Regions from separate parts of the Mus musculus genome. Here region 2 is linked to region 1. Evidence: chromatin loops called from intact Hi-C (ENCODE). Cell type or tissue: left cerebral cortex. All regions are shown on one strand. Each heading gives the region's core, and the rest is flanking DNA. Links, peaks and the distances in the headings are about the cores only.

Region 1 (15,809 bases), core at 2,840-10,839:
GCCTTGGTTTCCCCCTCTATTCAATGGAGTTGATATGACCCACCTTTCAGGGTTACTGGGAGAAATAAAGAAGGTGGCGCAGGCAAGGAGCATGCATTGCAGTGTGTCATGCAGAGCGGGCACTCAGAACCCGGCTATTCATCACACTAAACTCAGGCTGAGAGATCCAAATGACCCACAGGGCAATACTAGCAGAGTGGGAGTCACAACTCAAAGCTGACTCCAACTCCCACCCCATCACCAAATCACTCTGGAAACACACCCACCACTGACACAACTGGAAAAGGTCTGTAACCAAAAGCTGCAGGAAATCCAAACCCAGGCACCCCACAGTCCCAACTACCACTCTTCAGAGGTGCAAAGATTCTGTGACATTCTCAAAACTAGAAACTGATTCAAGTTTCTCTTGTTTGCCCAGGATCCCCTTCCTGAGAAACCTGAATAAACCAAGATGAGCTAGGGATGTGAGGCCAACAGCAGGGACTCCGGAAGATACAGGTTAGCCACAGTTACAGCTAGAGGCCATTCAGGGGAAGATCCAGAAGTGCCATTCCTTCCGAGAGTTCTGCACACAGCCATTGGCTTGGCTGCTCTCTCTGTGACTCACAAGACAGAACCAGAGATTACCATGTGAAAACAACTACGCCTTGACTAGAAACTGCAGACCACAGACAATCCCCAGCAACTGCAAGCCAGCCTGCTTTCTCCCTCCCTCAGGACAGCCCCATAGTGACTGGAACGTGGCTTCTAAAGACACGCACCTTCTTAAACTCACTATCAAGTCCCTAAAACAGACGATCTTCCATTTTCTTTAAAGGGGAAAGATTGTTAGGCAGTGGGTAAGGGTGAGTGGCGAATGCCTTTTCTCCCAGCACAAAGAGGCAGAGAGGCAGAGGCAGACGGGTCTCTGTGAGTTCAAGGTTGGCCTGGTCCACAGAGTTCCAGAACAGCCAGAGCTACACAGTGAAACCCAGTCTTTAAAAAATAAAACACCCTCCCCACCCCCCCAAAAGTATTTTTATTTTATGTGTAGGGTGTTTCGACTGCCCTAACCCTAACCCTAACGCTCTGTGAGCCACACACATGCAGCGCCCTTGGAAGCCAGAATCCCTTGGAACTACTGTTAGAGATGTTCACTAGTCCAAGCTGACGCTAGGAATCAAACCACTGCCCTCTGGAAGAACAGCCAAGGCTCTTAAATGAGCTGTCACCCAGCCCTTAAGTTTTCTTCTCCACCTTTAGTGAGATTTTCCCTAAAACACACACAATGGTCAGCTGGAGGATGAAGAGCCATCTCCTCTCTGCCTTTGTTTATAGTTGGCACAGTGATGAGATAATTTTAACTAGTTGTAAGCCATTAAAAACCATGAGAGGTAGTTTAGATTTATATCTAAATTCCTTTAAGGAATTCAGGATTCTGACTGTACCAGAACTCCAGTTCCCTCAATATGGTACCTCTTTTGGTTCTTTGTGGTGTCTACCGCTCCCTAGAAAGGCCAACCCATACTCCCATAGTCCTGCCCTTAGCAGCACATGAGCTTGTAATTCTCTTTTTAGTTACTTGTTGAGAGTTTCGCATATGCGTATGACATGTTTCCATCGCATTTGCTTCTTCTCCCTGCCTCCACTCTGGAGCTGACATCTCGGTTACTGAATGAGACGTGGAGGAATGCCAAAGATACCAGGAAAACCCAATCATAACTTTCCAGAGCCCTCACAGATACTCACCAATCGCTAGGGCCAACTGATCCTTGAGAGAGCCTTCCCTGTCGGGCCCAGCTGCAAGTTCAGAAAGCTCAGAGGAGTTGAGAAAGCCCTACATACAGGAGACAAGTGTGAGCTGGCTCTGACGGCTGAAATCACCCTAACAACAGGCAGAAAGAGCTGAGACCTGGGAAAACACTTAAGACGACCATCTATAAATAGATGAAACTTCCACTAAGCCAGGATGTTAAAAATTGGTAACATTGTCACGCTTATAAATATCTTACTCTACTACTGCACACACACACAGACACAGACACACACACACCAATTCTATTAGACGCTCATCTTCTAGCCCTACCTTCTTAGGATTTCCTAGAAACAGGAGCCGGATTTTTACACAATCATAAAATATCAACAGCAGAGGACTTGTGCAGTTTCCAGGAAGGCATGATGAAGCACACGAGAAGGAAGGGGCCGAGCAGAGCTTGTTTGTGCACGTGGCCTTTGGCTCTGCAGTTCTAGGGCTGGGAATTGGACGATGCATTTCCCTTTCCGGTACTGTTTTTGGGGTCAGGGTCACATTCTGCAATCCTGTAAGACTTGGAAAAACCATGCAGCCCAAGGTAACCTCAAAGTCCTGGAAATCCTCCTGCCTCTGCCTCTTGAGTGCTGGGATTACAGACATGCATCACTGTAACCTGCTGCTGATGAACTTGCAAAGATACAAAAGTGGGAATTCTTTAAAAGCACACATACATAAGATTATCCACTAAATAATTATTTCTTTTTAAAAAAATAATCTGTGTACATCCATATACAAGTCTTTATTAGGAGAATAATTATTTCTAATCATTAAAGTTTGACAATTGCCAAATGCCCAAACACAGGAGACTGGCTGAATAATCCTTGGCACATCGTACAACTTAATACCATGCAGCTAGAAAGACAAAGGACAGTGAACATGGTAGAACACGGTAGTGAACATGACAGTGAACATGGTAGAACTTGGTAGTGAACATAATGGAACATGTTAGTGAACATGCTAGAACATGATAGTGAACATGGTAGAACATGGTAGTGAACATAATGGAACATGTTAGTGAACATGCTAGAACATGACAGTGAACATGGTAGAACATAGCAGTGAACATACTAGAACACGATAGTGAACATGGTAGTGAACATGACTGTGAACACGGTAGTGAATGTGGTAGAACAAGCCTTAATCCCAGCACTTGGGAGGTGGAGGCAAAAGGATTTGAAGCTCATAGCCAACCAAGGCTACAGTGTGGTCAAGACTGGCCAAGTCTGTGTGAGACACTGCTATAGACTGTTTCGTGACACAGGACAAGTGAAAGCAAGTCTACATGTCACCATCAGTACCTGACACAAATGTACATTATAGTGTTGTAACAAGAAATGACTTAAGACGATAATATGATGAGCCTGCTCATCTACAGAAATAGTTAGCAGGGGGGTTGGGGGCTAGAGCAATGGCCATGTGGTTACGATCACCAGCTGCTCTTCTAGAGGACTCTGGTTCCAGCTCCAAGAGACCCAGTGCCCTTCCTGGCCTTCGAGAGTGCACACACATGCTGCACTACACACGTTAAAAAAGGAGGAGAATGGGAGTCAAGACTGAGAGAGAACTCAGAGGTTAAGAGCACATGGCTGCTCTTCTGAGGACCTACGTTCAGTCCCCAGCACCCACATGGCGGCTCACAGCCACCTGTAACTCCAGCTCCTCTTGTAACCTTTATGGGCACCCATATGCATACAAATAAATAAATATAAAGTTTATATAATAAAAATAATGACATTTGAAAGGGAGTCAGAGGGAGCCAGCGAGGCAGTGCAGTGGTAGGGACATGTGCTGCCCAACAGGATGCCCTGAGCTGTCACAGAACCGACTCCTGCAAGTTATCCTCTGACCTTCATGCGCACCCATACACACACACACACACACACACACACACACACACACACACGCACACACCAGTGCTATGATGTGATAGAGATGTTTTCCTAAAGCAACAAGACGTCTCTTATCCTTTTGTTTGTTGGTTGATTAAGACAGGCTTTCTCTGTGTAGCCCAGGCTGCCCTAGAACTCATTCTGTAGACCAGGCTAGCCTCAAACTCAAGAGATCCACCTGCCTCTGCCTCCTGAGTGCTGGGATTAAAGGCATGGGCAACCAGGTCCACCAAAATAATGCCAATGTATTTAATTCATTATTTGTATATTGTCTAATTCAGCTTTGATACGTCTCTGTATGTTTTGTTTTTGTTTTTTAAAGAATTATTTACTTGCCAGGGCCAAGAAGTGGGAGTGGGTGGGTAGGAGAGTGGAGGCGGGTATAGGGGACTTTCAGGATAGCATTTGAAATGTAAATGAAGAAAATATCTAATAAAAAAAAATAAAAGAAAGAATTATTTACTTTATGTTTTTGAGTACACTGTGGCTGTCTTCAGACATGCCTGAAGAGGGCATCAGACCCTATTACAGATGGTTGTGAGCCACAATGTGGTTCCTGGAATTAAACTCAGGACCTCTGGAAGAGCAGTCAGTGCTCTTAATTGTTAAGCCGTCTCTCCAGTCCATTTCTTTTGTTCTTCTGAGACAGGGTCTCACTGTGTAGCTTGTTTTGCCTGCCCATCTGTCCCTCTCTCTCTTTTCTTTGAGAGTTCCTTTAAGTCTATCATTCATGTGATATTTTGAATTGTGAATCTGTGGTTTCTGATCAGCTAGGGCTATGAATAATCAATCAGCTTATGATAAACAAGAGTCAGGACCACTGACCGAAAGCTTTGCTTTACAGGGACGATCAATGCTATCTAGCTGGGACTGAGAGGTCAACATGGCTGAGGGAAGTTCTTCTGGGAAGTATTCCCTCAGGGTCATCACATCGGACAGCATGAGCTGCATCCCCAACACCCACATAAAAAGACGGCATGCATCTGTAATCTAGCAGTGAGGTGGCAGTGGTCTTTCTGAAATCCATTACTAACCAGTCTGGCTCAAGGGGTGAGCTCCAGGTTCATTGAGAACCCCTATCCCAAAAAATGATGGAAGCCAGGTCTAATAGCTCATCTCTCTAATTCCAGAGTTCAAGAGGCAGAGGCAGGAAGATCTCTGTGAGTGTGAGGCCAGCCTTGTCCCAGAGAAGCCAGGCCTAGAGAGATCCTGTCTCAAAAAAGAAGGTGGCACTCAGGAGGCAGAGACCAGCCTGTCTGAGTGAGTTCCAGGACAATCAGAGCTACACAGAGAAACCCTGTCTCAACTCCTTCCCCACCCAAAAAGAGAAGCGCAGTTCATTGGTAGAACAGTCTGCCCAAGTTCCTGGGTTCAATCCTCAATCACTCACCCCAAAAAGGTAAAAAAAGAAAAAGAACAGACCCTAAAATGTGGAAGACAAAAACTCAGCAAGCTGGAGCCGACCCTCACGCTCACCTTACTGTACGTGGAGAGCCGATCCGTCAGGTTCTGACAGTGTGCCATGGTTCCCAGGGCTACTTGCTGGACCAACTGTTGAAATTTTAAATTTCTGGAGACAAAATCTGTCTCACAGTTTACCTGTGGGAATGCATGGATATTGCTGTATAAGCTGTTTACTAATAGTTTCTAAAAGTGCCTTAAGGTTGGAGACCTGTCCAAGGTATTGACGGAACAAGCTGCAGGCCCACAGTTCCGGGGTGGCAGAAGCCAGGGAACTAGTCAGCCGAGGCCTGCATACCCAGCAGGATTCCAGAACACCCTGAGGGACTCGCACCATGGCCACTTCACCTACTGTTTGTGAAAGTGTCTCAGGCTGGCCTTGAACTCGTTAGGTAGACCAGGACGACCCTGAGCTGACCTTCTGGCCTCTACCTCCCGTGCACTAGAATTACACCCACAAACTACCATGTTCATCTCCCAAACCACATTTGTTTATGTTGTTCCTTTCTTGTAGCTTTATCTGTTTTTTACACGCCTTGACCCCACAGACTCCTCTAAGCCTGCTACTTACTAGTCATCAATACACCGAGTAATACATTACTATAATTACCAACTTTCTTACCGTGTTTTTTGTTTTGTTTTGTTTAAGAGTAAAGGCCAGGATTCCAGCTTGTAGCCTAGCTGCCCTCAAACTCACAGTAATCCTCCGGCCTCCCAAGTATGGAGTGAACACAGGCGAGAGCTGCCGCACCCTGCTACTAGTTTCTAAGTCCACCACTTACAGTCTAACATTTTAAGTCTAACATTTAGAATAAATGATCTAGGTTGCTAGGACAATTCCCATCAAGACATTTATATTCTTTTTTTTTTTTACCTTTAATATTTACTTATTATATATGAGAACACTGTAGCTGTCTTCAGACACACTAGAGGAGGGCATCAGACTCCATTGCAGATGGTTGTGAGCCACCATGTGGTTGCTGGGAATTGAACTCAGGACCTCAGGAAGGGTAGTCAGTGCTCTTAACCACTGTGCCATCTCTCAAGCCCTGCATTTACATTCTTAATCCCGTCACATAACGGAGGCCTTGGGGACTTCACTCGAGCCACCGCTTACAGATTCCTTAAGCATGCAAAGGGTCCACCACAGATCGTACTCTCCAAGATACAGCTGTTTCTAGTATGTGGCATCCCAACAACGCACCTCTACTAAAACAGCTGTGTTTCCCTCCTGCAGAAGTCCAATCAAGCCTTCTTTAGTCTTCCTCCCGTGGAGCTTGGCGGCTTTGCTCCATCCTTCCTTCTGGGCCTGTTTGTGCAGCCAGTCCTCTGCCTACAAATGCAAAAGAAACAGAGGGGAAAGTCAGTCACAGGAACTAGAAATGAAAGGTACTTTAAAATATGTCCAAACCATATATGACTTTTTATAATTTCTTTTTCTTTAATGATTTATTTATCTTATGTATGAGTACACTGTATCTGTCTTCAGACACACCAGAAGAGGGCATCAGACCCCACTGCAGATGGTTGTGAGCCACTATGTGGTTGCTGGGAATTGAACTCAGGACCTCTGGAAGAGCAGCCAGTGCTCTTAACCGCTGAGCCATCTCTCCAGCCCCCATATGACTTTTTCTGCACACCCACATTCTATAAGAGAAACTACTAAATGCTTTACACCAAGCGCTGTAGTCGCTGTTGCTTCTCTACTTTTAATCTTTACAACCCCACTATAGGATAGATGGTAGTGTTTTCATTATACAGACAACGCTGACAACACGAAAGGATTCATTGCGATCTCCAGAGTTTGAGCGGGTGTGAGAGCCTCTGGAGTCTAACTCCTAAATTTATACAAACACCGATCTCCAGGCAGCAGCAAATCTCATAGCCATAAGGAACATGGAATTCAGCAAGTTAAGTTTCTAGGTTAACTGCTTCCAGTGAAAACGCAGTCGAAGGGTAAAGCTCTCGTTTAAGCCAAATTTTCCTCTTTGGCCAGTTCTGTCGCACAGGACACTGGGCAGCAGCAGGTCATGTCTATGCTCCGCAGAGTGACCCCCGGAAGGAAAGAATGGGGTGGAGCCGTAGCACCAAATCTCGCAGCACCTCCTCCCACCTGCTTGAGGTCACCGCCACAAGTCTCCAGAGCCTTCTTGCAGTTGACAAAGGAGTAGCCGGTTTTCCGCCGCAGTTTCATAAGGAGCTCCTTGCTGGAGGCAGCAGAGGACAGCGAGGGGCCGGCGTGAAACGTGAGCCATGGCTGGGACGGCTGGAGCAGGACAGCCCTCGCCTGGGGAGAGTAAGGAGAAAGGGATGAGCTCCCGGAGCAGAACGGGAGGAGGGGGAGCACCATCCGCGGGGCCAGGGTCGGGAGAAGGGAAGGGCGCGCGCGCTCACCGAGCGGCCGGTGCACGCGACCGGGAAGAAGCGCAGCGACCGCAGAAGCGACATCCCTCTGGCCCTCCCGCCCATCGGCGCACAGACGGGACGCCGGCCTACGGCGTGGCGCGAGAGCCAAAACGCCTCCCAGAACGCGTGGCGCGAGGATGCTGCCACCTGCTGGCAGGAGGGATGTGCCCGCTTCTTTTAAATTCATTAAAATATTTCACAAAAGACTTAGCGGTAAAGTTGCTGCGAAATAACAACACAAGACATGTAGGTGACACTTTGTTTCTTTATTTCCAATGTACTTTTATATTCATTATCCATTTATGAGTCCGGACACACACACACACACACACACACACACACACACACACACACACACACACACACGGCAGGTAAGTAGGGTGGGCTCAGGAAATTGCCCAAGGTCACCTGGAGAAGCAGAGTTCCTTCAACAAACCCAATAAATAATTGCTGAATTAGTAAAATATCTACTGAACATATGTGTGCCCGGAGCTGTTGCTAGTTTCAGGGGATCGGTGATGCATAAATCATAGCTCTACCCTCCAATGCATCTATTGGTCTGAGGAAATAAGAATCGGGTAAGGCAATATAAGGTCCCTAACCAGTTAAAAGATCTCCAGTCAAGGAAACCACATCCAAACAGAAAGCTCGGGAAAAGGAGTGGTTTCTTCTTATTTTTCTTTTTCTTTTTTCTTTTTTTGATTCCAGAAGCAAAGCATAAGTGTAGACAGAGAGCAATGGCCCTTCCTGGAAGGGATCATCGGAAAAGTGGAGAGGCCAGGGAATGCCCATAGAGTTAGGGAACAAAGCGTTAAGACACTTTAGCTAAAAGTGCAAAAGAAGCAGAGTAGGAAATGAGATACAAAGTAGTTTAGGAGCAGGTGTGTGTGGCCTGAGTACCAAGCAAAGACGTTTGTTCTGACAGTAGAAGCTAATTAGAGCAGGTTTTGGAAGATGGCAAGAGCTTGAGGCGTGGCATCTAGGTTAAGAGAACAGTGGCAGACACATCAAAGATGGTTGTGTGCCGAAAGGCTAAGTAAAAAAAGAGCCAGACTGCTGCAGAGAGGGAGAGACAAGAACCGAAGGCAAAACAAGAAGGAAAACCTGACGTGGAAGGAAGAACTAGAGATTAGAAGAACCTCGAACCCAATCCAGAATGTGATCACATGATGCCTGTGATCAGGTCTTGAGCTTTGCAAAGGATGAAGAAGCTACAGACCAACGGGACATCTCTGATTCTCCTCCTGGGGCTCAGGTCTAGGAAGACTCCCCCTATTGAGACTCTTATTTCAACAAGCAAGAGACAGACATTCTGGAGTATCTTGGCATCCAGCTTTCTGGCAATGTTTAGAGATACAGGAGAGATAATTAATGCCTGTTTTTCCCTTTAAAAATGGCAAAGATGGGCTGGTGAGATGGCTCAGTGGGTAAGAGCACCCGACTGCTCTTCCGAAGGTCCAGAGTTCAAATCCCAGCAAACACATGGTGGCTCACAACCATCCACAACAAGATCTGACTCCCTCTTCTGGAGTGTCTGAAGGCAGCTACAGTGTACTTACATATATTAATAAAATAAATCTTTAAAAAAAATGGCAAAGATGCACGAAGTGGTGGTGCACGCCTTTAATTCCAGCACTTGGGAGGCAGAGGCAGGCGGATTTCTGAGTTCGAGGCCAGCCTGGTCTACAGAGTGAGTTCCAGGACAGCCAGGGCTACACAGAGAAACCCTGTCTTGCAAAACCAAAAAAAAAAAAACAAAAACAAAAACAAAAAGTCAAAGAGTTTTAAAGAGTCCATGCTATGTAAAGAAGTGTAAGTGGTGATCTCTCTGCAGGGACTGTTCATGCCATTTAGTCCTAACTATCCTGATCGCCTTCCTCTGAAGGCAAGTGTTGGGTGCTTTCTTTAGGCTTTAAACTCAAAGCTCCTGGGGTTCTGCCATTCCTAACAAGCAGCCACCCTTCTGCATCTTCCCAAGAGTAGTTAAGGGAACCGAAGGGAAGAGGGAAGGAAGAAAGGGGGGGGGGGGAGACGGGGATGGGGTGGGGGATGGGAGACGGGGACTGGGGGGGGGGATCCATCCTTTTCTTTCCTCTTGGTGTTCGCGGCTCTGGAGGGATGCCATTCCTCCACTGAGACAAGAGTTAGGTCAACAGAAGGGGTGCTGTCCGGCAGGTGCCACCTCCCTGTGCCTGGCCCTATAGATGTTGACATTCACATCCTCATCCCGCTGGGCCAGCTCCAGGTGGAAGTGCTGGGGCAGGAGGCGCCGAAAGAAGGTCTCTGCCCCGTGTTCTGCTCTCATCTTGGAGGCCAGGTAGATGGTGCCGTGGGGCCCACACAGGTGTCGGAGAGTCCCCAACAGTAGCGGGAAGGTAGGTTCCAGGTACACGATATCCGCCCCCAGCACCAAGTCATAGTTTCCAGGAAAGACATGCTGGTCAATTCCCCAGGACAAGGCGCACACCCGAGCCCGGCCTCCGGGTGGCACATTGGCGTGGACGTTATCCTGGATTTGCTCTAGTGCCACTGGCAAATCAGTGATGGTAACATCCCCCCCTGAGGGAGAGTGGGGAGGGAAAATGCAAGTCAGAGGGACCAAGACAGGGCTCCTGACTCCTGCCTGGAGGGTCAGAGACCCTAAGGTCTCGTGTCTCCATGACCCGAAGTCCATACTTTGGCTTTTAGTTGCCCTAACCTCAGTGCCAGCCACGCCAGCCACTCTCATTACTCTACATTCTACAACATCAACATTCTCTCCGAGCTAATCTTCAACCCTTCTGCTCAACACACAACAATCAGATGTCAGCAAAAGCCTGAGCAAGACCAAGCGGGGGGGGGGGGGGGGGTGAGCTATGCACCCCTACCCACACAAACCCAGGAGACGTGACCTCAGCTGAGTCCGAAAGGACAAGCACACATTGGTCAGGTGCGCCTTTCTGAGCAAAGAATGGGGAACACAAGTGCCTGGCAGGCAAAGGGCAAGGCATAGTTTAAGGGAGGCTAGACTCTAGAGCAGAGGTTTTCAATCTGTGGGTCGTGAAACCCACCCCCAATCGGAAAACATAGGTATCTACAGTTACATTTCATAACAGTGGCAAAATTACAGTTATGAAGTAGCGGTGAAAATAACTTTATGGTTGGGGGTCCCCACAACAAGAGGAACTGGATAAAGGGTCACCGTGCATTAGGAGGGTTGAGAACCGCTGAGCTAGAAGATGTAGAAATTGAAAGAATGTCAAGAGCCAAACGGAGGGCCATTGCATGCTAAGAGAGAGTCAGGCTTGATGGAGTGTGGTCTCGTGCTAGGCATGCTATATTGCCAGTTGGAGAAACAGGTTTTAAGAGTAAGATCAGGGCTAAAGACAATGAGATCAGCATTTCAGAACACTTCACTCTCACAACAACTGTGTACTGAGTGCTTGCTAAACTCGAGGGATACAACCGAAGGCAGAACAAAACAGCAGCCTCCAGAAAGTTTATTCCAGACTTGGAAACAGCTGCAAAAGTAGTAACAAAAGTAACTAATCAGCTGGGCGGTGGTGGCGCACGCCTTTAATCCCTGCACTTGGGAGGCAGGGGCAGGCAGAGCCAGCCTGGTCTACAAAGTGAGTTCCAGGACAGCCAGGGCTACACAGAGAAACCCTGTCTCGAAAAACCAAAAAAAAAAAAAAAAAAAAGGTAACTAATTAGAGGCATGATTGATGATAAAGAAAGCAGAAGTGCTAAGAGGTAACTTATTCTTCATCATCATCATCTTCAGTTCTTATGCCAGGTGTCTAGAACACATCAGTGAACAAGACAGGGGAGAATCCACACTTTCGGAGTTTACAGAATAGGCCAATGTGGTGGTGGCAATGGTTTGTCGGCTGTCTTTGTACTTCTTGACCTTGACATTTTTTGCAAGAGTAAAGGCCATTCAATTTAGAGTTAAGTTGTACATTTAAACATTATTTTACATTTACTTCTTTTTTGCATGCAAGTAGCATAGTGTGTGCGCGGTGATGGAAGTACAGCTTACAGTCAGGTCTCTCTCTCGACCTTTTGGGGCTTCTGATCTGCTGGATCATCTCCATGGCCCAGGTTGTACATTTTTTTGCCAAGAAGAGCACAGAAAGGAGGTTTTAGCACTAGGGCAGAGCCAGGACAAGCAACAATTAGAGACCAGGCAAGACCCTAACTAAGTAAAATAGAGGATAGCTGGAGAGATAAATGGCTCAGTGACTAAGCACTTGCTACTCCTCCAGGGGATCCAAGTTTGGTTCCCAGCATCTATATCAAGTTGCTTCCAGTGGTCTGATCTACAACTCCAGGGGATGTGATGACTCTGGCTTCTGAGGGCACCTGCCCTTATGTGTACAAACCTATGCAGGCATACACATAATCTAAAATAATAAAAATAATGTTTTAGGGGGCTGGAGAGATGACTCCGTGGTTAAGAGCACTGTCTGCTCTTCCAGAGGTCCTGAGTTCAATTCCCAGCAACCACATTGTGGCTCACAACCATCTGTAATGAGATCTGATGCCCTCTTCTGGTGTGTCTGGAGACAGCAACAGTGTACTCATATACATAAAATAAATTCTTTTTAAAATGTTTTCAGCCTGGTCTACAGAATGAGTTCTAGAACAGCCAGGGCTACACAGAGAAACCCTGTCTCAAAAAAACAAAAAACAAAACAAAACAAAAACAAAAACAAAAAAAAATGTTTTAAAGGAAAATAAAATTTTAAAAGGGAAGAGGCTGGGGTTGTAACTCAGTTGGTATAATATGTAAGGACCTGGGTTTGAATCCACCAAATAATTGTAAATAATTTTTCAGACTGGAAGTGATGGTGCGTACCTATAATCCCAACCCCAGAGAGGAACAGACAGCCAGATCGGAGATTCAGGGTCATCCTTGGCTACATAATTTGAGGCAAGCCTAGACGACATGACACCCTGTTCCAAATGAAGGGGGATGGGACACTGGCTCAGTGGATACAGGTGCTCACCAAGCCCGACAATCCGCTTTTTATCTCCGAGTCCTATATGGTGGAGGGAGAGAACTGACTCCCACAAAATGTTCTTTTGACCTCACATGTGTGCTGTGACAAATAAAGGCCTGTGCCACCACTGCCTGGCTACACATTTCATTTCTTTTTAATTAGAAAAGAAGAGGAGGAGAAAGAGGGGGAAGAAGAAGAGGAGAAAGAGGAGGGGGAGGGAGAGGAGGAGGAGGAAGAGGAGAAAGAGGAGGGGGAGGGAGAAGAGGAGGGAGGAGGAGAAGGAACAGTGGCAGGAGATGAAGAGAGGACCAAAAGAAATGAAATATCCAGGCATGGTGTAGCTGCCTGTACTCATAGAACCTGAGGAGCTGAGGCAGGAGGACCGTGAGTTCTGGACCATCTGGGGCTACATGGCAAGACACACAGTCAACAAAGCACAAACAAACAGGGTCCGGTGGTTCACATCTGTAATCCCAGCCCTTGGGAGGCAGAAGCAAGAACATCAGGAGTTGAAGGTCCACCAGGGTTACATTAAGCCTTGCAAAAAGACACACGGTCCGTCAAATAGCAACGTGTGCTACCGTGAGGGACCGAGCGGGGAAAGACCAGGAGCACACTTTCAGTGGGATGCTTGGGAGATCCTCACTAAGCAGATTTTGTTTGGAAAAGACCTGAAGGCAGTGCTGGAGCAAACCACGTGGCTTGGCCTGGCTAAAGTCTGCCAAACACAGATCAGCAGGCACAGAGACCTCGAGGCCGGACTGTGCCCCGCAGTGTGAAGAGCAGTCAGACAAACAGCAACAGGAGCTAGGACAGGGAGACGGAGGGGCAGGATCCTAGGATTCGTGGGAAGATAGAGGGGAGGTTTCAGAGGAAGGATTACACTTGGATTGCTGTGATTTAAAAAAACAGGCTCAGTGGATAAGAGCACTCACTGCTCTTCCGAAGGTCCTGAGTTCAATTCCCAGCACCCACATGGCGGCTCACAACTGTCGGATGCTGTCTTTTGGTGTGCAGATTCACATACAAAGTACCCGAATACATAAAATACAAAAACAAGGAAATCTAATAGTAAATAAATAAAATAAAATGAAATGTGCTTTAATTATGACACATGCTCACAAACAAGGGGGCTAGAGAGATGGCTCAGCAGTTAAGAGCTCGCTGCAGAGGATGCAGAGGGGTTCCCAGCACCCACATGGTGGCTTACAAACATCTGTAACTCTAGTTATCGGGGCTCCAGTCCCTATTCTGACTTCTTCAGGCACCAGGACAGCATGTGGTACATACATGCAGGCAGAGCACACACACACACATAAAAATTAATAAAAACATCTTTTAAAACAAAACAAAACCCAAACCTGCAGAAGGCAGGACAGATCCAGGGAGATTGGTCAGGGCAGAGATGATGTTGGTTAGAACTCAAGTAATGACAGTGACTAAGAAGTAATCAAATCCTTAACATATTCTGCACACATCATCAAGATCAATAAACCAATTCTCCTCCCTCACACAAAGAAAAGGGGGGGAGGCTTTTTTTGTTTGTTTGTTTGTTTTTGTTTTTTTTGAGACAGGGTTTCTCTGTGTAGCCCTGGCTGTCCTGGAACTCACTCTGTAGACCAGGCTGGCCTCGAACTCAGAAACCCGCCTGCCTCTGCCTCCCGAGTGCTGGGATTAAAGGCGTGCACCACCACGCCCAGCGAGGGGAGATTTTGATTAAGGATAGTTTTTGAACATTTGGCCTAACTCAGGCCCAAATGCCCATTATGTAAATGAAGAGGGCTTTGGGAGAGGCAGGCTTGGAAATGTGAGCATGATCTCATTTGTGAGCAAAGTGTGAGATGTCAAACGGTCGCATGAAGATGCTGAGTAGGCTAGGCTACGCAAACACCTGGATGCAGAAATGAGAGGATCTCGGTCCTTTCCATAAAAAGGACATGCGAAGCTACAAAGTGATGTGACTTCTCAGGAGGGAGAATAGACAGAAAAAAACAAGGGGTCAAAAGTCCGCTGCTGAGCTCTGGGGTGCTCGGGGTTTCCCTTGTAAGGACAAAAGGGCGTCAACAAAATGATGTAAAAGTGTACCCGTGGTGTGTGGAAGCCAGATGCGTGCTGGCCCAGAAAGCAAAGGACATTTCAAGGAGATGGGAGTATCCTCGTAAGATGCTGAGTCCACCGGAGCGGGCTAGGAATTGACTCCTGGGCTCAGAGCATGGGGTGGGAAGTGAAGCTCACAAGCCCGGCTACAGCCACGGGAGGGAGGGACATGGAGGATAGAAAGCCTGAGTGAAATGGATTGAGAAAAGAACAGAAAGAAAGAAACTACAGACAGGGACATTAGCATTTAAATGTATCCTCTCCCTCCTGAACAGAGCCACTTCCCCCGGCACACACACAATCTATACACAGAGTGTGTATAGATGGTGCGAATGTATATGTATGTATGTGATACATGTGTTTATAACTACACTGAAATGCTTATTGTGTGTGTGTGGGGGGGGGTTGATCCTACATCTCCTGAGCTGAGAGAGAGAGAGAGAGAGAGAGAAAATGTACATATTATCCAGAGAGAAACCCTATTGTATGGGGGGTCCTCGAGTAGTTGATCCTACATCTCCTGTGTGGGGAGGGTGGGGGTATGGGGGTGGGAGTGGGTATATGTGGGTGTGTGTGGTGTATATGTGGGGTGTGTGTATGGTGGGGGAGGGCATGGGGGGATATGTATGTGTGGTGTGTATGGTGTGTGTGTGTGTGTGTGTGTGTGTGTGTAAAGCCTTCCCTTCAAAGGGCTGTTTGAACCTAGCAATGGAAAATACATTTGCACTAAGGAGGCAGTAACACTGTTTCAAACGCAAAGTGCAGCCCCCATGAAGTCCCTAAGGAAGGGGACATCAAAGAAAGTTTTTAGAAAGGACTGAAGGCCAGCAGATTACACAAGGAGAATAGGAGGGGAGAGGCTCAGAAAGAGGCTAGAGAAGGAGGCAGGCTGTTGGAAAGTAGCAAGGCTCCAGAGGGGGTGGGGTGTGATAATGATGGTAGCCATTTTGAAAAAAACCATTCTGATTGTAGGGTGGTGTGAGCCAGGATCTAGGTGGGGGCCAGAACTGGAAACAAGAAGACCAACCAGTTTGACTACTTATTATAGTCTAAGCAAGAGATGATGGATGATGGTGGCTCAGGCTGGGCAGCCAAGAGAGTAGTGGGAAAAAACACAAGAAAATCCCCATGGGTGGCTGTGACTTCATGAAGGGAAAGCCCAAGGAGAGACGGCTTGGC
Region 2 (15,809 bases), core at 3,055-11,054, 48 kb before region 1:
TCCACAGAAGACAAGGCAGCCACTCTGGGTGAGTGCCCCCATCCCTTTGCTCCAGTATTGGGGGAAGTGCTGCTGTTTCCAAGATGCCTCTCAACCTGCCAGTTAGAGAGTCAGGGACAGAGAATGGAGCAGGCGAGTAACCTGGGGAGAGTCAACAGGCTAAAGGGATGGGCTCTACTCGTCACTTAAAAAAACTACACGTGTGTGTGTGTGTGTGTGTGTGTGTGTGTGTGTGTGTGCGTGCGTGCACGCTTAGCCTAAATCCCTGGAGCTGGAGTTAGGGGTGGTTATGAACCAACCATCCATGCATGTGTGCTGGGAATCAAATCCCGGGCTTCTACAAGAGCAAGTGCTCCTAACTGCCGAGCCATCTCTCCAGCCCCGACTTGTCATTCTTGGGCCAAGTTAAAGCTATACCCTGGGCATCTGGCCCAGAATTTGCAGGCAGGAGATTATTTATAAGTCTGTTAAATAAAAGTCAGAATGGCCTTGCCTCCCACCTCTCTTTTACCACCCTACCTTAGAAAAGAGCCCCATTACTGAAACCTTACAGAGCTTTCTAGAGTGGAGATATATAGAAGAAGGATTCCCAAACTTTCTCTGTCTGGGCTTGGGGATCGAGTGAGGCTGCCTAAACTCCACAGGAAGAAGAGTCCTGACTGGCCTCACAGAGGCCTTCCCTCCTCCTCTCTCCGCACTCCATCTCATTCTTGTTTGTTCACACCCTGTCTTTTTCCCCCTTTGGGTTCCTCTGAGTGTGTGCACACAAACTTTCCTTGGCTTCAAGCCTGAGGACCCCCTGCTCTGCGTGGTTCAGAGATGTCCAGAGCTCTCTGCACATAGGAGAGATGGGTGATGACATCATTTAGAGAATGCCTTGAAAAAGGAAGTAGGCTAGGTGTGGTGGCAAGCGCCTTTAATCCCAGCAGAGGCAGAGGCAGGCAGATTTCTGAGTTTGAGGCCAGCCTGGTCTACAAAGTGAGTTCCAGGACAGCCAGGGCTACACAGAGAAACCCTGTCTCGGAAAAACCGAAAAAGAAAAAAGAAAGAAAGAAAGAAAAAGGAAGTAGAAGCCATGATGAAGACATACCTGTCATCCCAGGACTCAGGGGGCTGAGGCAGGAGGATCGATGTAGTTCAGGGTACCATGAGCTGTGTGGCAACGCCCGACTTTAAGACACCAAAGCCAGAGAAGCAGACGAGAGCACAGGCAAGGGAACGTATCTGACTGTGTGCACACCCAAGGGTGAGATGCAACATGCATTTAACTCTGTTGTCTCGGGCACGAGCCACTGTACCCTGCACAGAGGACACCGAGACACGGAGTCACCATGTGCTGGACAAACAGACAAGGTCCTCTCATTCTGTCTAGTTATACACGAGACACGAGATCCAATAATGAACAGCACAATTCCTAGCCTCCAGGGGCCTTTTAAATCGTCAGAGAGTTCCTAGAGAAGGTGTGTAGAAGGACCCGAAATCATGACAGGCCTGCCTCAGTTTCCCCACTGCTGCTGCTGCTTCATCAGCTGGGACCTCAGATGAATCTCGATTAACCCTTTCCAGACCATGTTTCTTCCTCTCGAAGATGAGCATATCTATTCTGCTAACCATAACATGAAAAATTAAACAGGCCAGGTAATAATATATATGGAAGTACTTTATAAATATTACAGGGGAGAAACTATCTATGGAAGAGGAAATGAACAGGAGAGAAGTGTCATCCAACGGACAAGAGAGCAGGCCTTGGCAGGGAACCGCCTAGCTGGAGCACAGGGTCAAAGTCCAACAAGGTCCCTTAGCAACCGGCTGAGACAGTCCTTACAGATCCCATTGTTTTAAAGGTGGGAGGCAAATATGTCAGAACTCCCCCGGCTTCCTTTCCTTTAATGAATTAGAATCTACCCAGACTCAGGGTTTGAGGTTACATAAGCATCATTCAGATCCTCTCTAACAGTCACATTCATTTTAGAAAAACAGCATTTTCATTAAAATGGTGTTATGTAAAAAAAAAAAAAAAAAAAAAAAAGAAGAAAGAAAAGGGGGAAAAAAGGGGAAAAAAGAGCAGTGTGTGTGTGTGTAGAAACATTCGCACTTGTAAGGAACATAGGATATATACATATGATGATAGTGCCTTGTAGGTTATGACCTACTTGGACAAGATGAAGAGACACAAATGTCTAGCTATGAGGACTGCAGTAGGAAAGCCACCAGGTGCCCCCCACCCCCCATTCCCCAGGAACTATGGCCTTGAATCATAGTAACTCATCCATCACCAAAAAGCATTTGAAATGGGTCAATGGGATGGTTTAGCCAGTAAGAGCGCTTCCCAGGAAAGCCGAGTTTGATTCCCAGAGCCCACTGTGGAAGGATAGAAGAGACCTCCTTCAGGTGCAATGGGGTGCATATACAGCATACAATTTTTACAACAACCCGATACAGAGTTAAAACTGCTTCTTTGGAGCTGCTACTCCTAGCAGACAAGTGGAGAAACCCTTCCTGAGAAACCTTAAGTTTGGGAGTTCAAACCTGAGCCTGGGCCTAAAAAATGAGGGAGAGCTTTCTGGGTCCACTAAGCACCTCTATCCTCCTCAAACTGAGGATGGAACCATGAGATGGGAGTTGGGGGTGGGAGGGGGAGCTGGACTGGGAGGATAGGGTAGATGCCTGAGTGGGAGGGGCTGGCACCTAAGGTGGCCTTAATACATAAGGTGTCATTTCCAGAGGTCAGTTCCATTCCTCACACTCTGGAGTCTCGGTTCCGCCCCCTACACACTCCTTCCCAGGTACATATCAGCGGTATTCTTATATAAGGCACTGGGCTCTAAGCAGGAAATACCGTAACTGCCTCGAACCCAATCTGGCTTCTCCATTTTTCCCCAGGTTTCGTAGGGCGGAACCATTGAGCCTTCTTGGAGTAAAGCGTCGGAAACACAAACACCCCAGCACCGAGCACGGAAAGCGGAGCGTTGGAGTGGCCTTTTTAAGTAGTTGGGAAGGGGGTGTGGCCGAGAGGACCAGGAGGCCGCAGCCCAGCAAGCGGGGAGTGGCCCGGGGGCGTGGCCGTGGCGACTGGAATGTTGTTGGGTCCTTGCACCGCATAGTAAGGAGGGGCCACGCCCCCTTTCTGCGAGCGGGCCAATCGGAGTGCCGGAGCGGTTTCAAGTCTCCCCCGCCAGCCTGCCCGCCCGCCACCCCACCCCCCTCGGGGATTCGCTTTTTCCGTAAGAAAATAGCAAACCTCTGCAGGGTCCGCGGCCCCCGCTGCTCGCCGGAGGAGGGTCCCGGGGCCTAGGACGCTGGCCTGGAGCGGAACGCGCCGGCAGGCGGCGAAGAGGCCGGCCCAAGATCTGGGAGGAGCGCGGGGGTGGGCGCTGCAGCCGCGGGTTGTTTATCTGGAGTACGGAGGGGAGGGGGGAGCCTGGAAACCGCCCCGTGTCCCATTTCCTCCTCTTGTTTTCGCTCCGGATTCTCCATGTTGGACCCAAACTGAGGAGCCCGGAGCTGCCACCGGGGGATCGGGGCTGGGGGCACCGGGGAAGCCGCCGCCTGGCCCGCCCGCCCTCTGTGCAGGCCGCCTCCCTTCCCGGCCCGGGGAGGAAACGCGAGGGGGATGTGAACAGCTGCGGGAGTCGGAGTCTCGGGAGCCGGAGCCCGACGGGCCCCCGCCCAGGCCCCCCAGCCCAGCCCGCCTGCGCGCCCGCCCGCGCGTCCTCCCGCCCAGCCAGCCCGGGCCCGCGGGATTGTTAGATGGAACACGGCTCCATCATCACCCAGGCGCGGAGGGAAGACGCCCTGGTGCTCACCAAGCAAGGTAGGGGCGCAACTTCCCAAAACTTTGTGTCGCCCCCGAACGGGGAGGGGGCGGAGGATCCGGCTGGACCCGGGGTCCGTCGGTCCTCGCGCACCCGTCGGGCTCTCGGACCCCGGTGGGGGCTGAGCGAGGCCCCGGCTGCCAGCGCCGGGCGGGAGGGTGTCATCCGCGCAGCTGTCACCCGTCCGGCCACCCCTCCCCCCCCGGGGGCAGTCAGAGGCTCGGGAGGGCGCGCGTCGCGCCAGGCCACCCGCGCCGCCCCCACCCGAGCCGCGGAGATGGAGTGGTCACTCCTCCCCCACCCACCACCGCTGCGCGCCTGCCCCGGGGCTCTGGGGAGGGTACGAGGGGTCCCGAGCTGGAACGCCACCGGGACCGGAGTTTTCACGCAGGACCGGGATGCCCGGGAGCTCGGCGGTGGCGGCGCGGGGACTCGGGACGAAGTTCACCGGCCCGAGGCGGGGGCGGTGGTGGGGGAGGGGGGAGGGCCGCGGTCACTGCCGGGCGCGGGACTCTCTTCGCGGCTCGGCGGAGCAAACAAGCCGGACCCGAGGCCCGGCCGGAGCCCCTCCCTGCCCCGTGCGCTCCCCCGGGGCCGCCGCTGCACAGACACAGCCGCGTTTGTTTAGCCCGGGAGCGGTGTCCCTGGTTACATAATTCGCCGGATGGCATCAGACCCAGCGTGTTTCTGAATCGCGCAGCGAAAAAGTGCGAGTTTGTCTGTGGGCAGAGGCTCGCGACCCCCCACCCCGATTGCAGGGGGAGGTCGTCGGATTGAAGCAAACAGGGACGTCCGCAGGCAGGCCCTATCTGGGGTGTGCTTGGGGAGCGAAGCGGAGGCCTCAGCCTCCCGCGGGGGCGGGGAGGAGATTGGGGCTGGGAAAATGGGATTGCTCGGTTTGATCACAGTGGGGTCCCCTGAAACTCTCCTCTCCCCTATGTTCATCTGGCCTTGAGCATTGTGTTCAAGATAGCTGGTAGAAATTTCCGCCCAGAGTAAGGACTAGTGTTGCCCCCCTCCCTCCTTTTTCTTTTTCTAGAGAACTCCCAGGACTGTGGCCACTTGGCTCAGAGGCTGAGAGGCGAGCACGCTCTTGGAACCAGATCTCAGGCGCTGCAGCCCTTTCTTTCTATTCCGGAGGGGCATAAAAGGCCCGTGCCACAATTGAGTAGACTGAGACCTAGAGCCTGGAAGGAGGCCAGCTGTGGGGCCTGGGTGTAGTCATCCCCTACTAATACTAAGCAGCAGGTCACTTTTTCCTGGGGTTCACTTCCCAAGGAGTCTACCCAACTTGCCTTAGCCTAGGGGCAGAGCAGCTGGGCTGGTGTCCCAGGCTCTCTGGAATTCCTTGTTAGGTTGGGGGAAGGGGAGCGGTGCGTGTTTCTTGGCCTTCTGAAGCAGACTGCACTGAGGAGAGCCGAAGCCCTGCCTGCCCCTCCTCTTTGCCAGGGTCCCCTGTTCTAACTGCATCACTGACCCAGCTGTGAGATCGGCGGCGCAGCAAGTTCACCTCCTCTCCTGCTGGCCTCTCAGCAGTGCTGAGCGCCGCAAAGGGAGGCTGCCTGTGTTTATCAGTTACTGCCAGGGTTCAGTTCCCGTTGCAGCCTCATCCCAGGAATAGGACCCACGCTTCAGGATGGGAAAGGACATAAGAGGAGGGGGTAGTGACAAGAAGCCGGCATGGCGTGTGCCTCCTTCCCACCTGTGCGCCCTGCAGGGTCTCCTAGGTGTCTTGAGGGTGGCGGGCCACATCGGGATAAGAAGACTCGGGACTGTGCTGTAGCTGCACTGAGCAAATCAGAGCTGAAGTTTAATCCGGCAGGATGAGTGACAGGCAGCGGAGAGCAGAGCAGCTGGCTCCTGACCGTGTCAGGTTGCTGGTTGAGTTTTCTTGGAGTTACAGTTTTGTTTTCTTTTTTGTGTGTAGTTTGTCCTTCACATTTCTCCCTGGAGGAATCTGAATTCTCCAGCCAGCAGCCTCTTGGTGTCTCTCCCCCCTCCCCTTTTCTTCAATTGCATTCTCTGGGAAGGCGTGCTTGCTTCTGAGCAGCTTGGCACCCAGCAACCATGCCAACTAGCTGAGTTGGACATCATTTACAAACAGAACCTGCATCTTAACACTCGTTTAGGAATTCCCACCCCTCCCCTCTCACCATCTCCCATCCCCAACTCCTGTCTACCTTTGGAAGAGCAGAAGAGGAGGAGTGTGAAGCAGTTTATTAATGAGTTGATTTCTGGAAAGAAACAGGTTGCCTCTAGCTTCGGTGTTTTCTCAGTGAAGTTGTTTACCAGTGCAGATTTTTTTATGTTGACTATTTATTTATTTTTAGCATTCTGTTCTCTGAGTGTTAAGGCTGCCTGGTGTGTTGATGATTCAAAAGTAATTACAGTCAGGGAGGTAGGACAAAGTTGCTGAAGTCATTGATAATAAAAGCAGCAAAATTAGATCAACTCTCCAGGCAGACAGGAGAAATGGCTCCCTGGTACAGCAAGAAGCTGGCCATGTATGTATCACATCAAAAATAAAAGTAACCACTTGGCAGGAATGGGTACTTACTGCGGCCTGGTGTAAGGGTGTCACCCAGTTACTAGGAGGCTGTGCCCAGCTCTGGGCTCAGATGGGGAAAGTAAAGGAAACAAGGCTGCCTTTGGCAGCCCAAAGTGAGGTAGGGGCGGGGCCTCCAGTGACCTATCAGGACTTTGGGGGGAGTCAGAAATGATCTGTAATGGGCAAAATTCGATGCCTGCTTTTGGAAGGAGGCCTAAGCTTTGGACTCCTTGTCTCACATCTGGAACTGGGCAGGGTCTGATGTCTAGTTACACTGGGGATTCTTCACTGAGGAGGCTGTCACTAAAACATGCAACGGTTTTGTTAGATTTATATTTTGTGTATAGGTGTTTTGCCTCCGTGTATGTCTGTGCACCGCATGGGTGCCTGGTGCCCACAGAGGTCAGAAGAGGGCATCTGGTTCCCTGAGTTTGGAGTCAGATGCTTGTGACCCACCATGGGGTCTGGGACTTGAACTCAGGTCCTCTGGAAGGACAGCCAGTGCTCTAAACCTCTGAGCCATCTCCCCAGCCTCTCAATGACAAGTTTTTCTTCTTGCTCCCCACAGAAGGCAGAAGTCCTGACCTTCCCCTTGAGAGTCCAAGCTCCCTGTAGCTGCAGCTAAGCCTTTAACAGGAAAAGCTGTGAAAGGAGTATTGGTGGTGGGTGGGTAGGGCCTCCTAGGCCAGCCTGCACTCAGTCCTGCTCCTTCTGGATTTATCCCCCATCCTGGGATCAGGCTGAGTGGCCACTGAGACCATGTAAGCCAGAATTGCTCCACACCGAGAGCCTGGGGTAGGGCTTTTGCTCTACCACGGTCAGTAAGTGTGCAGAGCCGGAGGCTCGGCAGCTGACTTGGGGCACTTTAAAGAAGCCACGCTTGAGAGAGGGGTGAAAAGTCCCTGGGGATCGCAGGCATGGGGAATCGTGGAGGTGTGGGGGAGGCCCGAGTCCTTCCTCCAAGCCAGAGAAGGTAGGAAGTTAAACAGGGTGACAGCTGGCTCTGGAGGCCTCTCCGGTCAGTCTTTTAGTGAGATGTACTAAGAAAGGAACACTAGAGGGACACTTCTAACAACAGGCTGTGAGAAGTATGAGATGGAGAGAACGTGTGCGCATAAGTGGCTGTGTGAGTGTGCACACATACACTCACTGACATACATAGTTGGGCACAGCGTCCCCCTCAGCTTTGAGAAGTGTTGAGTGTTGTCTTTTATTTCCATCTTGGGATATTTTATCCTGGGGTTGGTGAAGAAGTGGGGTCACCAGTTGTTAAATGTTTGTTATTGTTGATCCAGTGTTGGTTGCTCCACATTGATTGCTTCAGATTCATTCCTAAATGCAGCTTGGCTGGTGTTCTGTCCTCCTCCTTCCTGTCCCTTGGATACGCTGTCTGTCGGATGGGTTTACTACTAAGAGCAGGCGCCCCCAGTCACCACATTGGTGTGAAAGATGATCCTCTGCACCTTCCACAGCCTTCCTACAGACAGTTGCGGCTGCTTGTGCCTGTGTGTGTGACAGGGATGGGGCATCTTACAGCCCTGGGCCTCATGGAAGTCTCTGAAGTGCAGCTTAAACCTTGGAAGCAGTTGGTGTCTTGGAGAGGGAACTGGCCGTTGTATATGTGACAGTGACTGCCACTGTTTGGCTTGGTTGGAGTCTGTGCTCTCGGTGGATTATGTTCTAGGTGCTTTTGGTGACGAGGAGAACGGGAGCTTGTGGAGAGGTGGCTCTGGTCTGAGTGGCGAGCACGAGGAGAACGGGAGCTTGTGGAGAGGTGGCTCTGGTCTGAGTGGCGAGCACGGTGAGAACCTTGACTGCTTTTCATCCTGTCGCAAGCTTGAAGTGACTGAGAAGCAGCTTGGTGAGGATTTGGCTCTTTACATCTCTCACGCACTGAAAGCCTACGTGTAGCCAGCTGGGCTGTAGATGAACATGTTCCGTGCAGATCTACAAATGAACATGATCTGTGCAGATCTACAAATGAACATGATCTGTGCAGATCTACAAATAAACATGTTCCATGCAGATCTTATGAGGAAACTGGTAGGAATTAGAAGGAGGAAAGTGGACTTGTTTGAAATGGAGCACTCAGGATCAGAGATAAGAACAAGTTCCCTGTGAGTGCAGCACCCAGCCCTTCACTCACGGGAGCCTGGTTCCTGTGGACCCCACAGCCTGGCTCTGGGCAGGAGTGTGTGCTCTCTTCTTATTGGTTAGCTTTTCTACTGCTAGCCTTGCGCCTGATCTGAGTGAACCTCAACGTAAAAACACACACATTCTCATTCTGTCTTGTCTGTGTCTCTCATAGTCAAGTTCTGTGTGTGTGTGTGTGTGTGTGTGTGTGTGTGTGTGTACACAGACACACACACACACACTTCCCCCCTCCCCCTTGTGGTGGTGTACTTTGAGACAGACAGACAGACAGACCTTGAGCTGCTCCTGCCTGCTGCTCAATGCTGGATCGAGGGAGGGCCTCCTTGTCAGCCTCTTGGAACCCTGACCGACTCCCATCCTGATGAATTTGCTCTAAGTCACATGCACTGTTCCCAGGGAGCAAGCATGGCTCCCACTCCAGTGAGAAAAAGGCTGTGTGACACAGATTATGGGAAGGGACAAAGCATTCCATCTCTACACAGCAGGAGGAGGAGGCCTCTCCTTCATGACACTGAAAGGAAGGACAGCCAGCCCAGGTCTCTTGACTAGGGTCTTGTTTTGTCTTTGTTTTGGGACAAGTGAGGCAAACCAGACTCAGGCCAACAGTACCAGGCCATCATCAGATCTGCTGGAGAGGGAGGTTTCTGGGGCCCAGAGGAATCACATTCTAATTCTGAAAGGGGTTGGTTAAAATTCTCTGGCTCTCAGCCAAGGACACACATCAGAATCCCTTGTGACACTTACTAAAAATAAAGCCCCCTCCCCCACCCGCACACCTGGGACCCACTGACTCAGAACCTGGCAGGTGGGCCAGGCACGTGTGTTCCAAGTGCTCCCCAGATTCTGACAGGTGTCCTGGGAGAGGAGCCAGGAAGCACCGCAGAGAAGCCAACTGCCTGTTCAGCCCTGAGCAGAGCATTCCCTCAGGGTCCAGAGTCACTTTCATTAGGCAGCCTGTGGCTCAAGATCCAGGGGAGCCTTGAGTTTTCTGAGTGAGTGGATAGAGTAATTGTTCTTGTTCACCGAGTCCCAGCCAGGATTCACAGAGCGCTCACGTGGGCAAGGTGCTGAGAGCAGAAGCTTGCGTGAGCTGTGGAGCCCACCCTTGCCCACCCTACCTGCTGCTTCACCCGCTGCCCTAGGTCTGTGCAAGATCCAGGTAGCTCAGAGGCTGCTCTCGTTGGTTGGTGGAGGTTGGGGAGGAGCAGAGGGCTTGGAAGTGGGCAGCACATGATTGAAGAGGCCAGATCCTGAGGAGGGAGCAGGTTGGCCAGCCTCAGAGACAGAGGGACATAATGAGTTTTGTGTGGTCCCAGAAAAGGCCCTGGCCCACGGTTGGCTGGGGTATATGGCCTCCTGAAATAAGAAGTCTCAGCTGGTGTCACAGTGGGCATTCTGAGATTGAAGCTGACTTTAGAGTGTCAAAGTGTCCTGAGCCTAGTGCCTAGCAGCCGACAGGGAGCCTCATCAGGCCAGGACACTCTAAAGCCTCACTCTCTGAGATAGTCATTCTTTTACCATTTTACAGATGGAAAGACTGAGGTTCTTGCCACATTTAGTATTTGTATTTAGTATTTGTGCCAAAGCCAGATTCTTTTTTTTTTTTGGGGGGGGGGGGAGGCCTGAGACAGGGTTTTTCTGTATAGCCTTGGCTGGCCTGGAACTCACTTTGTAGACCAGGCTGGCCTGGAACTCAGAAATCCGCCTGCCTCTGCCTCCCGAGTGCTGGGATTAAAGGCGAGCGCCATCACGCGGGCAGATTATTTACTTGTTTACTTGCTGATGGAGATCTGACCCACAGCCCTGCGACTCGCCCTTGGAGCCAGTGGCATCTGGGTAACACTCCCCAGCTCTGGCCTCCTGTGCCTCCTGTGCCTCCTTGCCCTGGATTCTTCTTGGTTCTCTGTGAAGCCCAAGCATTCGAAAGGTTGGGACAGAGATCCCAGACCAGCCCTGAATGTCCATCAAGATGATGTCCCAGACCGACTTGCCAGGGTTCCCTTAGTGCCCCTCCCATGAGCCCGCTCAGCTCCTCCTCGGGAGGAAGGAGCACTAACATGACTGGTATCCAGTCCCCGACAGTGTCTCCCCTGCACTATCCAGCCCTGTGCCCCTAACATTTCTCAGGTTAGTCCCTGCCACTCCAGAACCTGCTGCTCCTGGAGACCCCCATTGCATCGCACCTTTAAATATTTATTGCTATTATTTTCAAATAATTAAGGGAAACTTCTTAAAATTCAGGCCTGAGACCCTGAGAGGGCTGGGCCAGGGGCAGGACTATGAGGCATGGTGGCATAAACCCACCGTCCCTATATACGCCTCATGAGGCTGAGGCAGGAGTGTGAAGCTGGTGTGAGTTACATGGAGATGGCTGCCTCAAATACACACAAAGATGAGAGGAGCTGTCGATGCAGGACTACCAGAGGCCCAAGCCGTGCTGATGTAAGCCAAATCCTGTGACGCAGCCTGCCTAAAACAACCCAGCCCATGAAAAGCCGTTGGATTCACACATACTTCTGCCCTGCCTGCCTTGTTGGCAGAAGAGAGCGCATTAGTAGCTGGCCTCTGTGCGTGAGAGGCCACCATCCACTGCTGCTCTGCCTGGGGCCTGCCTTGTCTAGGCATCTCCTGCCCTCTTGTCTCTTTGCCCACTTACCTACTGGTCCAAGGAGCCCTTCCATCAGCCTGGCACTTGAGTGCCTGTCTGTAGCCAAGGCACAGATGCTGCTGCTGACAACCTGGGAGGACTCCTCTCCACAGGGAGGACTCCTCTCCACAGGGAGCCCCAGTCAGATGTGCCTTGGCTGCAGGGCCCAGGCAACTGGCCAAGAAGGGCCGGAAATGCTCCAAATACTCTCCTTCCTCCAATAGCACAGGGGAGGGAGGCCGCTCAGAGAGGCCATTTTATAGTGAGAGCAGCCCTGCCCTGTGCTGTGGTAGGATGGGAGCTGAGGGGAAGCTCGGATGTTGAAGGGAGTGAACCAGAAAAGTATCCTTGTATGTGAATGGTCTTCTGAAAATCCCATAGCTCAAGGAGTTGCCTTCTGCCTTTCCGGCGCTGTGCGGATTTCCTGTGAGGAATTCCTTTACCAGGATACATAACTGTGTTGTTGGCAACTGTGACAACTAAACCTGACCTTCAGAAGGTTAAAAATAATGCCATCCTGGTAAGGCCAGGCTTCATCTTTTTACAGGCACAGGTTTCTATAGGGAATTACTGCTGTGGGGGTGCCTAGGGGAGAGGGCGGTGTTAGCATCAGGTGATGCTCGTCTTGTCGTATCCCAGCACTGTCCATCGAGGCTGAGAGTGGGAAGGCAAGGTATGGTGGATGGGGAGTTGGGGGAGGGTTCTCCCAGGCACACATCCCTCATCTGACCCCGAATTTCAACCACACATGAGGAAGTGAGGGCCCCTAGTTCTCTGTTGCTCTCCTGGAATGAGGCCCAAGTTGTTGCCAGTTAGTGTAGCTTTTAGTCTTAGAGGCTACCCTGGATCTCACTCACATGTTTTGTTTATCCTGAGTGAGGTCCTGCTATTAACCCAAGTTTCAGATGAGGAAACTAAGGCTTCATGGTTGAATCCAGCAGAGCCTGGCCTCCAGCCCAGACAGTACCAAGTGGAGGGAGACCTGTGTCCATAATCTACCTTGTGAGGAACCCTAGCAGCCCCAGCCTTGAGTTGGAGGGGTGTTGGGAGGGTCCTGGCTTCCAGTCTTCAGTCCCCAGCCCCTTCTTCTACTTAGAACTGGCCTGTTGCACGTGAAGAGGCTTGGGACAGGAGCAGGTGCTTCGCAGACAGGAAAGGAAGGCTTAGCTACCCAGGAAGGAATTGCTGGAGGGGAGTGGGGTGGGGGCAGGGATGCAGTGCAGAGCCATCCATCCATCCCAAGGCTTTTGACACAAGGTTTTGGGAGGGAGTGTCCTTGCTGCCTTCTGCACCTCTCTGGTCTGCCTAAGAATCCGGAGGGGGGATGGGGGTGAGGCTCATCCTGGAGGGAAGTAGAGCAACTGTTTCCTAGAAGAGGCTAAGAGCTCTGACTGCTCTTCCAGAGTTCCTGAGTTCAATTCCCAGCAACCACATGGTGGCTCACAGCCTTCTGTCTGAAGAGAGAGTGTGTGTGCTCACATAAATAAATCAAAAGAGGCAGAGACAGACAGACCAGTGTGTGGAGCTGTCTAGACACTGTTGGTGAATGCCCACAAGCCTTGGCTCTGGATTCAAATTCTCACTCTGCTTTCATACACTGCATGGCCCCAGTGGGCTGATTAGCCTGTCTGCCTGTTTCTCCCCCCGCCCCCCAGCAAAATGGGAGGCAGGACCTACAAATGAGTTCCCCTTGAGGGTTGGTGAGGCCCTGAAAGCAAGTGTCTAGCACCACTCAGCTCCTGCAGGGCCTCCCTCCCTCCTGCCCTCATTTGGGGACTGTGGCATGAGACTGGAGGCTCCCCAGGACCTAGCTCTGCAGGAGTGGCAAGCCGAGAGGCCCTGCAGCACTCGTTGGTAAAGTTGTTAGCACCTGTCATACATAGGCCAAAGGCTGTGGAATGGAATTGGTGAGGCTGTTGTTGGCCCTGCAGGGAAACAGCCATGGTGGGAGAAGCTGAATCCAGCCCTGGTGCCCCTCAGGAGTAGTGTTTGAAAAAGTAGAGAAAGCAGCCTGCATCAAGGTTGCTGTGAGGTGGGGCCTGAGGTGGGGGGATGACTTGAGGTCCTGGGTGTGGGGTGTTTCCTTCAGAGCTGCACTCAAGGTCAGGGCAGTTTTGATCTCCTGAGATACAGAGGTTGATGGACACACTGTGCCTTGGAGAAGCCCCTCACCCCTACAGTTCAGGATTTTTGCATTGGTCTGGGAACTTGTGCCTGTTGGGCCTCCTGCAGTGGACACAGGCAAGGCCTCTCCTTGGCCCCAGCCAGCTGCTCCAGGATTCCTTATCCTCACAGAGCTGTCACTGTGACGTTGACCACACCGGGCCTGGCCTCTCTTGAGGAACGGCCTGGGTTGTGTGGTCTTCTAAGAAAGACTGTGCCTCCAATTGTGGTTTGTGCAAGAAGAAAACAAAAACCAAAGGAGAAGCTTTGGCCTTGGAGCTTTGTCTCTGCATCTGCCCCGAGCCCCTGAGGGGAGAAGTTAGTGGGGGCCAGTGGGTGGGGCGGGAACAGCCCCTTCCTTCTGGTTTCTGAAGAGATGATTAGGAGTCTGGAGGGTCCTTTCCTTTTGGGGGGGGGGGGTCGAGACAGGGTCTCTCTGTGTAGCCCTGGCTGTCCTGGAACTCACTTTGTAGACCAGGCTGGCCTCGAACTCAGAAACCCGCCTGCCTCTGCCTCCTGAGTGCTGGGATTAAAGGCGTGCGCCACCACGCCTGGCTTGGAGGGTCCTTTCTAAGGATCCACCACCACTGAGCGTTGAATTTGGTCTTGAGAAGGCTGTGGCAGATTTCTTCAGCACAAAATGCCCAAAGAAATCTTGGTTCTTTACATGTGGCCAAGACTGGAAGCGGCGCCACAGGGGCCAGCAAGGTGGTTCAGGGGTAAAAATGCTGTTCTGCAGTCCTGACAACCCAGCTTTAACCTTGGAATCCACATGCAGGAGGAGAGACAGTCACATAAAAATGTGTCCTTTGACTTCGCATTTTGAAAAAAATGATGCCCACATTTTCAGACAGTTTAATGGAAAGGCTCAGTTACTTTTCAGAGAGGTCCCCAGTGGCCATACCAAAATGATGGGTAACCCCATGCCTAACCCAAGAAGGGAAAGAAATCACACACTAGCTGGGCAGTAGTGGCACACACCTTTAATCCCTGCACTTAGGAGGCAGAGGCAGGTGGATTTCTGAGTTCAAGGACAGCATGGTCTACAGAGTGAGTTCCAGGACAGCCAGGGCTACACAGAGAAACCCTGTCTCAAAAAAACCAAAAACACACATTAGGAAGGCCTTGGTTGTCCAGATGAGAGGGACTTCACTGACTGCTGTATCTGCTGCTGCTGTGTAGGGGCCTTTTCTTTTCTTTTTCTTTTTTTTTTTTTTTTTTTTTTTTTTTTTTTGAGACAGGGTTTCTCTGTGTAGCTCTGGCTGGCCTGGAACTCACTCTGTAGACCAGGCTGGCCTCGAACTCAGAAATCAGGCCTGCCTCTGCCTCCCGAGTGCTGGGATTAAAGGCGTGCGCTACCACGCCCGGCGTAGGGGCCTTTTCTGCATCCTTGATCTGGGGAACTGTTTGGGTTTCTCTCCTCTCCCTCAGGGTCTCAGGCAGCCCAGTCAGTCAGTGGGTTTGGCTCTGCCATCATCTCCAGTGGGTGGCCCACACCACTGTATGGGTTTCCCTTGGAAGAACATGGGGAAGCCCTCTGGGGTTGGCGGGTTCATCCTGCTTTTCCCTTACATGGCACCTCTGGAGCTCATTTGCCTGCACAGTAGTTTGTCCAGTGCTTTAAAGTAGACCAGCCTGTTTCTCAAGTGGCTCTGGGACATGCAGACACCACCCACCCTGGGAAGAGACTCATAGCTGGGACCATCTCATAACTGGGTGTACAGCGCCACCTCCTGGCCACATTGCCCCTCCCAGCAGCTCCTCCTTGTGTAACAGATCTGAAACCCATTGCTGATGGGTCCTGTAATGCCCTTTGCTCTGTATCAGTCCAGCCTTTCTGGGGCTGCCTTGCTGAGCTGCTGTTGAAGTGGCTTTGTATTTCCAAAGCCCAGATAATCAAGGTAGGGGGAGCAGCTGCAGTCTGGAAACATAGGCTTCAGACTCGGACTGGAAGCTGCATTTTGTCATGACCTAGGATCTTAATTTAGCTCTTTTCCAACCAGCTCCCCGGGTGGGGTTGGCGAGGAGGGTGGTTGGGTGAGCAGTGAAGTATTGAGGCAAACGGCTAGATCATGGAAAGGAAACAGGATTTAGATGCAGTCAGCTAACTGGAGCTGAGGTTTGGGGTTTCAGCTTTGTGTGTGTGCACGTGAGGGTGCATGCTCACACTCACCTCTGCACACATGAGGACAGCTTACAGGAAATGGTTCTTTCCCCCCATGTGGGATGGAGCTTGGTTGGTCAGGCATGGTGGTTGCTGATCCAGGGTCTGGGGAAGCGACACTGATCTGAATCATGGCTCCACTGACTCCAGGGGACCGAGTTGCTCTCCTGTGTCAGGAGAACGTAGGGCCTCAGAAGCTCATTTTGATGGCAGTGTGCTGGTGCTGGGTCACAGAACACCCGGCCTACCTTGAGATCCCCTTGAGACCTGCCATAGCATGAAGAACGAAGCCTGGGCAGCTCAGATCTCCCCCAACCA

The links. A loop is a pair of places that touch in the nucleus more often than their neighbours do. Peaks named below come from ENCODE experiments on the same cell type or tissue, not always from the same donor. Only the 100,000 strongest peaks of a DNase experiment are listed, where the experiment ranks them.
Region 2: it touches region 1 in a loop (2.0-fold over the local background); 15 of 42 quality-filtered maps call a loop at or near these places.

What each region holds. Positions count from the first base shown.
Region 1 is chr10:127,023,208-127,039,016 of GRCm38, forward strand. Tsfm (Ts translation elongation factor, mitochondrial) reads right to left here and starts at 7,607. Exons shown (of 6, transcript NM_025537.3): 1 at 7,537-7,607; 2 at 7,256-7,429; 3 at 6,347-6,475; 4 at 5,158-5,280; 5 at 1,729-1,816. The coding sequence starts at 7,590. It overlaps Eef1akmt3 (EEF1A lysine methyltransferase 3), which reads right to left. Exons shown (of 3, transcript NM_001205036.1): 3 at 9,698-10,107. The coding sequence ends at 9,698. In left cerebral cortex, for the core only: CTCF peaks have their summits at 6,653 (motif pointing right) and 7,698 (motif pointing left); DNase peaks (open chromatin) are centred at 7,372 and 7,654; H3K4me3 peaks cover 1,136 bases; H3K27ac peaks cover 532 bases.
Region 2 is chr10:126,975,488-126,991,296 of GRCm38, forward strand. Ctdsp2 (CTD (carboxy-terminal domain, RNA polymerase II, polypeptide A) small phosphatase 2) reads left to right here and starts at 3,230. Exons shown (of 8, transcript NM_001113470.1): 1 at 3,230-3,814. The coding sequence starts at 3,751. It overlaps Gm40798 (a long non-coding RNA gene), which reads right to left and starts at 2,033. Exons shown (of 2, transcript XR_872169.3): 1 at 1,091-2,033. In left cerebral cortex, for the core only: CTCF peaks have their summits at 3,326, 7,397 and 7,598; DNase peaks (open chromatin) are centred at 3,064, 3,383, 4,002, 4,495 and 12 more places; H3K4me3 peaks cover 5,818 bases; H3K27ac peaks cover 5,919 bases.